Linked DNA regions of Homo sapiens: region 2 is linked to region 1. A link is an interaction called in ENCODE POLR2A ChIA-PET data of the cell type or tissue named here. Cell type or tissue: MCF 10A. All regions are shown on one strand. Region 1 has its middle 40 kb from the start of SLC38A2. Region 2 overlaps SLC38A1 (solute carrier family 38 member 1).

Region 1 (4,000 bases):
GATTTAAAATGGCGCATCTATATGGGACATCGTATTAGTCCATTCTCATGCTGCTAAAAAGAACTGCCTGAGACTGGGTAACTTCTAAAGAAAATAGGTTTAATTGACTCACAGTTCTGCAGATCAGTGGAGGCCTCAGGAAACTTACAATCATGGTGGAAGGGAAAGCAGACATGTCCTTCTTCACATGACAGCAGGAAGGGGAAGAATGAGAGCTGAACAAAGGAAGAAACCCCTTATAAAACCATCGGATCTCATAAGAAGTTACTCACTATCATGAGAATAGCATGGGGGAAATCACCCCCATGATTCAATTACCTTTAACTGAGTCCCATGACGTGGGGATTATGGGAACTACAAATCAAAATGAGATTTGAGTAAGGACACAGCCAAACCATATCAGGCACTTACCATGTTGGAGGTTGCAGGACTGGAAGTTGCTCTTGGTAAGTCAGTCAGTGTGTGGTGAGTGATTGTGAAGTCCTAGGACATTACTGTACACTACTGTAGACTTTACAAACACTGTACACTTAGGCTACATTAAATTTATTTAAAAACTCTTTTACTTCAATAACAAATTAACTTTCTGTAACAGTTTTACTATATAAACTTTAATTTTTTTTTTCTTGAGACAGAGTCTTGCTCTGTCACCAGGCTGGAGCGCAGTGGTGCAATTTTGGCTCACTGCAACCTCCAACTCCCTGGTTCAAGCAATTCTCCTGTCACAGCCTCCCAAGTAGCTGGGATTACAGGCACATGCCACCATGCCCAGCTAATTTTTGTATTTTTAGTAGAGACAGGGTTTCACCATGCTGGCTGGGGTGGTCTCGATCTCCTGACCTCATGATCCACCCACCTCGACCTCCCCAAGTGCTGGGATTACAGGCGTAAGCCACCACACCCGGCCTAAACTTTAAAATTTTTTAACTTTTGACTCTTTTATAATACAATTTAGCTTAAAACACAAACACATTGTACAGCAATACAAAAATATCTTCTTTCTTTCTTTCTTTTTTTTTTTGAGACGAAGTCTCGCTCTGTCGCCCAGGCTGGAGTGCAGTGGCGCTATCTCAGCTCACTGCAAACTCCGCCTTCTGAGTTCACACCATTCTCCTGCCTCAGCCTCCCGAGTAGCTGGGAGTACAGGTGCCCACCACTATGTCTGGCTAATTTTTTGTATTTTTAGTAGAGATGGGGTTTCTCTGTGTTAGCCAGGATGGTCTTGATCTCCTGACCTCGTGATCTGCCCGTCTCAGCCTCCCAACGTGCTGGGATTACAGGCATGAGCCTCCTTGCCCAGCCTTCTTTCTTTATACCTACATTCGGTAAGCTTTTCTCTATTTTTAAATGTTTTAATTTTGTTTTACTTTTTATACTTTTTTGTTGAAAACAAAGACACAAACACATTAATGTAGGCCTACATATGGTAAGGATCATAAGTATCACTGGTCTTACACCTCCACATCTTGTCTTACTGGAGGGTCTTCAGGGACAGTAACACATAGAGCTGTTACACCTATGGTAACAATAACTTCCTCTGGAAGACCACCGGAAAGACCTGGCTGAGGCTATTTTGCAGTTAGCTTTTTATTTTCATAAGTAGAAGCAGACTCTAAAACAATGAAAAAGTATAGTATAGTAAGTGCATAAGCCAGTGACATAGCATTTATTAAGTCTTACGTATTTTATATGCTAAACTTTAATACAACTGGAAGCTCAGTAGGTTTGTTTATACAAGCATCGCCACAAATATGTGAGTAATGCGTTGTGCCAAGACTTCATGACAGCTATGATGACACCAGGCAATAGTCATTTTTCAGCTCCATTATAATCTTATGGGACTACTGTCATATATGTGGTCTGTTGTTGGCTGACAGCATTATGTGGCACATGGCTGTGCTAAAAACCACTGAATTGTACACTCTAAATAGATGCATTGTATGTTTTATGAATTATATCTAAAAATTAAATGATACAATTACATCTAGAAAAGAACTGTAGATGTGACTATTGGCATATAGAACTGACTGGAATCAGATGAGAAGATTATTGAATTTTTGAGAGAGTTAAACTGCTAAAGGGATCACTAGCTTAGAAAAAAAAGAAGCTGACTGCACAGAATTTTACACAAGCCTTAGCCCCAACTTTCTGTGTAGGAAGTGGGCTAAGATATCTTTCTAACCTCTAAAGAAGATATTCATTAATTCCCACTTCTGATGAGGCCAAACACGATATCAGAAAAAGAAGAATCTTACAAAAGGTACATGCAAGGGCTGTGGAGATAGGTGGATTGAGGAATCCCTTGTGGTGGAGGGGGCAGAATTGGAGCCTAATAAAGGAATTTATCCCTCTTCAGTGTAGGAAGTCCTTCTAAGGTTGGCCCAAGAGGGCTTTAGAATTGCTACAGACCCTGACTTCCAAATGGCAGCATTTAGGGCACGTATCCTACCCTGATCCACTACTGTATGATATATTGAGGGCTGATAACTTGTCTTTTTAGCTTGTTGGACTTGGAGCAAAAGGCGTGCCATCCAGACGTTATGTAGACATAATGGGGTGTCAGCCCACGATGCAGAGAATACCACACATCTCCTAGGGGAGCTAGAATTTAAGTTTAATACTGAAGAGGAGACTTTTGGGTTGTCTCCCTCGGGAAGAGTGTATTTTAAGTGCAGGTGGGAGAGGGAACCAAATATTTGGTGACTAGAAAGGTGGACTGTGATGTCATCAGTGATTTTCAACAAATACTCTGGTTCTCCCTGCTTCCTGCCACATGTTGGGATCACAGTTCTCAGGTACATTGTATAAGACCATACGACTTATCTCATTGCCAATGAAATGCAAGCAGAAGATATGCGTGTATTTTGCAAGAGAAATTTTAAGAACCAGTGCACAATTCACCTCATTCTCTTCCTTTTTCTAAAGTGGTAAGCATGAGCTGAGATGGAGCTTCAGTAAGCCTGGGTCCACCCTATTGTCACACATTGGATATATCACATGAAGGAGAAAGAAACCTTAATTGTGTTAAGCCACTGAGATTTGGAGTGTTTTGTTACACAGCATAACTTATACTGTCTGATATACATAGTAAGATCAAATGCCTCAGGTAAGCAAAGTGCATGCTGCCAGGTGTACCTTATATTATTAACTAGATATCAATAACTAAACTGCCTCCAATACAGGTTATTTATTTTCTTTTATTTCATTCCATCACAAAGTCATCTAAGCTTTCCTCTAAGCAGAACCAGTGGAAGAAGTGTATCCATACTCGTTAAACTACTCACATACATACGTAAAAAGACTCATCGACGTTTGATGCATTAATCTTTGATACATTGTGCTGCCATATGACTGTGACTTCAGGTAGTCCAGGAATGCTCTTCTCCACTTGCACCAATGCCTATAGAATTCATTTGCACATTAAAATTTTGAAAGTGGAGACAAGGCATGAAGTATCGATTTAACTATTTATCATTTAGTTTTGGAGATTAATTCACTCTTTCATTTAATAAATATTTATTGAGCATATAATATAGGCTGCTCCAGAGATATTTCTAAATATGAATCTCTTATTGTCAGCCTCCTTTTAAAAACCCTTTTGATGATTTTCCAAGTACTGCAGCAAGATGTATTTTATTACTAGTGCAGGATTTTGCAGCCTGGAATCCAATTATAAAAGTATATGCAAAATGTAGTGTATTTGGATTGTTCTGGGAAGAAGATATATAGCACATCAGATTGTCAGCTCAGACACCTCTGCGGGCTGCCTCTCCAGACACTCTTGTTGAGTTAGCTAACCCTCTTTCACATTCCCTGGGAACCCTATGCTTCTCTCTACTGCAGCTTCTATCACACTGTATGGTAGTTGATGGCCCACTTATCTGTTAGCCTCACCAGAGTGTGAGTTCTTTAATTTTAAATTTTTGTGGGTACATAGTAGGTATATATATTCATGAGGTATATGGGATATTTTGATACAGGCACATGCAATGTGTAATAA
Region 2 (4,000 bases), 110 kb before region 1:
CCTACTCCATAAAGCTGACTGGTTGGTCCTCCCCTATCCTGGCAACAATCTGAATATATGTTCTCTGGAAAGTATACAATATATGTTTCTAGGTGAGAGACTAGGCACAATTTGTGGGCAAGAGGCATACTCTAATGAAAATTGGGAACTGAGTGAACACATGCCTGCTGGGATAATCATTCCAGCCCTTTCCCCCTACTTGGTTCCCAGAAAGATGGCGGTGAGGTCTAGGCCCCCAGAACAGGGGATTGGGAGCTGTTCTCTGGGTGATCTGAACAGCCAAAGAAGAGGGTCTTAGACAAATGACCCTGGTGGTTCCCAAGTAAAGGAACATCTTAAGTAAATAGCATCTTAAGTGAAGCTATTGCGAACAAGCCCCACTCATGTGCGCCAGGCTCAAATCAGCCTTGTTTTCCCCCCATTCTTGAAGACAGCAGATAAAGAGGAACTATCTGACATCTGGGCAAAGAGTCTAAGGTGAAAGACCCCAAAACAAACAAAAATCAGCTTGTACCTCAGGGATACAAACAGCAAAATCCAGATTGTGGAAAACTTTACACAAATGGCCCTGTTTCTTAAATAAGTGGCACAGAATAAAAGGAAAGAAATGGGAAAATATAAATTAAAAAAGACTTAAAATACATATCAACCAATTGCACTGTGTGAACCTTATCTGAGTACTGATTTGAACAACCCATATGTTTAAAAACATAACATAATCAAAGCAATTTAAATACTGATTGTATATTTGATGATATTAGGGAACTGTTGTTGACTTGTTTCTAGGTATGACATATTGAGTTAAAAGAGTCCTTATGTTTTAGAGATATATACTAAAATATTTAGGGATGAAATAATAAAATAGCTGAGATTTGCTTCAAGACAATCTTGGTGGGGGACTGACTAAAACAACCATCCATAGAAGGAAGGAAACATACAAATCTTTTTCTACTATTCTCTCTACTTCATGTTTTAAATTTTTCATAATGCAGAAAAAAAACTATCATTAGAATCCTCAGAGAAGATATTGAAATCATGAAACAGAACCAAAATAATATTAAAAAGAAACATTCTTAGAGTTTTTAAGCTCCTATAAATATAGTAACAGAAATAAAAAATTCAATAAAGAGGGGAAAAATTGAGGACATATCCCAAAAATTACAGTGAAACGTTATAGAAATGAAAATAAAGGAAAGATTAAAAAAATTAGAGGACTAGTCTAGAAGGTCCAAAATCTGGGGGTAATAGGAATTCATCAACACAATAATGTAAAAAAATTTCCCAAACTGAAGGTCATGGATTTCCTTTTTTTTTTTTTTTTTTTTTTTTTGAGACGGAATCTTGCTCTGTCCCCCAGGTTGGACACAATCTCGGCTCACTGCAACCTCTGCCTCCCGGGTTCAATCGATTCTCCTGCCTCAGCCTCCTGAGTAGCTGGGATTACAGGTGCCCGCCCCTACACCCAGCTAATTTTTTGTATTTTCAGTAGAGACGGGGTTTCACCATGTTGGCAAGGCTGGCCAGGCTGGTCTCAAACTGCCAGGTGATCCACCGGCCTCAGCCTCCCAAAGTGCTGGGATTATAGGCATGAGCCACTGTGCCCGGCCAAGGCCATGGATTTCTAAAAGAAAAGATTGCACCCAATGCCTGACACAATTGATGAAAACAGGCCCACATCAAGGCACGTCATTGTGAAACTGCAGGATACTGGGAACTAAGAGATTTGACAAGTTTCCAAAAAAAAAAAAAATTAACAAAACCTGGCTATATATAAAAGATCAGGAATCAGAAGCATATAGGACTTCACAACAGAAAAAAGCTAGAAGGAAATAGAGCAATACCTTCAAAATTCTGAAGGAAAATTATTGCTAGTATAAAGTTCTATATCCAACCAAACTACCAATCAAAGGTAAAAGTAGAATAAAAATATTTTTCAGAAATAAAGGTCTCAAAAATTTTATTTTCAGTCACCTTTTCTGAGCAATAACAGCACATAAGTAAATCCAGAAAGAATAATAAATGGAATATAGGAAACAATGGATCTAGCAAAGAAGAGAGGTAGAGGAAATCCTCAGAAGGGTGATCAAGAGAGATTCCAAAATTAAAGCTACCCTTTATGCCTCAGTTTCCTTATCTGTGAAACAGGAAATTAATGATAGCAGCTACTTCATAGAGTTATTGTAAGGATTCTGCATAAAACACTTGGAATAATGCCTGGCACTACCAGATACTACTTGTATCTCTTGTAGAGATACAAGAATTACTGTTGTTACAACCATCAAAGAATTGACTTTTTACACTAGGTTAATTTATAACTTGACATATTGCAATAACTTTTAAAAAAAGAAATCAATGTAATACACATTCTGAAGTGAACATATTCCCAGCTTTGGAATGACTGAAAATAGTCACAGAACCATAGCGTTTTGGAGGTTGGCCTGGTTCTGAAATTTTTCTTGCACAATTTCCTTGTTTTGAAGAGGAAGGAACTGAAGCTCAGAGTGGCTAAGAAACTTGCTTAAAACTACATAGCCATTTAGAAGAGGAGTTGGGAGTAGCGCTCAGGTGTCTCATGTAAATGCACTGAAAACCAGAAGTGTAGCTCCTCAAGCAGTCTACTATCCTCAGAGAGTCAGAATTTCACATATACTCAAAAAAATCACCATAGAAATATGTTGTCCAATTCTGCCATATTACCCTAAAACCTGGCACTCAGCTCAAGCGGAAAGGCAACTTAGAAAGATGCATTCAGAGTGATCAAGAGAGGAGGCTAGAGTTAGGTTCACTGAATTAGGCTGACAATATGGAAGACAATGTATCGAATTCACCATCTTACACAGTCTTTTAATTTTAGAAAGGACATGTTAATTTACACACACACAAAATTAATGCCTAACACAGGGCAGCATGGATGGGCATTTCTGTTCCTGGAGTAATGGAATGGGCAGTAATATTCTTTTATCTCAGTTTTTGATGTCTTTTTTGAAAGGATATCCACAGTTTGTAGGATTAGTAACCATTTCGGTCACTGCTTGTAAGGAAATGATGCTCCTGTCAAAAGGACATGGCAACAAGGACTATCTAGCCAGGCCAATGAAAAGCGTGAGTTTCAAGTCAGGGAACAAAAGGCAAGATCCTCGGAGAAGTGCTTTCTCCCTCACCTCACCACTGACACTCGTGTGACATTTGAGAGGGAATCAGGCTGGGCGAGAATTTTCTTAGTACAAATTCTATCATCTCTCTTAATCTTGTTCCAACTAAAAATAAGCCCTCCATACATTTGCAGAAAGTCCCATTCAACAGTTTGAGATAAAGTTATTTAAAAAGAAAATTGCCCATTTTCTTTTCATTGAATCTCAGTGGGAAAGTACATGCTAATTTCTCATCTTCAAAACACTGAAAATTTCTATGCTTCTTGAATATTTATTACAAACAAATTTGTAATTGCCCTTTGATGTAGTACACGCTTCACAGCAATCCAAATGCCAAAGTGGTGACTGGCTGGGGTTAAACACCTCTTAATATTTTAACTGAGATTTAAAGTCACAGGTAGACTCCAAAAATACCAAAAAAAGTTATTTTCAAATGTTTTAATCCTTTTCACAAATGCTTATTTCAGTATTTTTGATTAATAAAAAGATTTTCTCCTTCCTCTTTGTTGTAAGCATTAGGTACAGTTTGGAAAATCACTCAAGCAATAAATATCAAAGTATGTACTTGTAACTTAGCCAAGTTAATAAAAAAACTATTTATAAATATTTCACATTTCTTCTATGTAATAACAGAAACATACAAAAAGTTCAGTTTTAAAATGGAAAGTACCGGCACGTCAATACTCACAGAAAAAGTAGGATTCCAGTGTTTGCCAGGGCAAAGGCGAGTCCCAAAATCCCACTGCCCATAATGGCGTTGCTTAGGTTAAAAACAGACATGCCTAAGGAGGTTGTACCTGGAATCTGAACAAAGAAACAAACATTGACACTAAGCAAAATAATCCCCA

What was found. ChIA-PET counts read pairs that join two places held together with the same protein. Peaks named below come from ENCODE experiments on the same cell type or tissue, not always from the same donor. Only the 100,000 strongest peaks of a DNase experiment are listed, where the experiment ranks them.
Region 2: POLR2A ChIA-PET joins it to region 1 with 5 read pairs; 2 of 35 experiments call an interaction of 5 or more read pairs at or near these places.

Annotation. Positions count from the first base shown.
Region 1 is chr12:46,330,695-46,334,694 of GRCh38, forward strand. No RefSeq gene overlaps it. Among named protein-coding and RNA genes, the nearest start is that of SLC38A2, 40 kb to the right of the region's middle. In MCF 10A, no CTCF peak of the experiment used is centred here; a DNase peak (open chromatin) is centred at 1,777.
Region 2 is chr12:46,225,313-46,229,312 of GRCh38, forward strand. It overlaps SLC38A1 (solute carrier family 38 member 1), which reads right to left. Exons shown (of 17, transcript NM_030674.4): 5 at 3,841-3,956. Among named protein-coding and RNA genes, the nearest start is that of SLC38A1, 42 kb to the right of the region's middle. In MCF 10A, no CTCF peak of the experiment used is centred here; no DNase peak of the experiment used is centred here.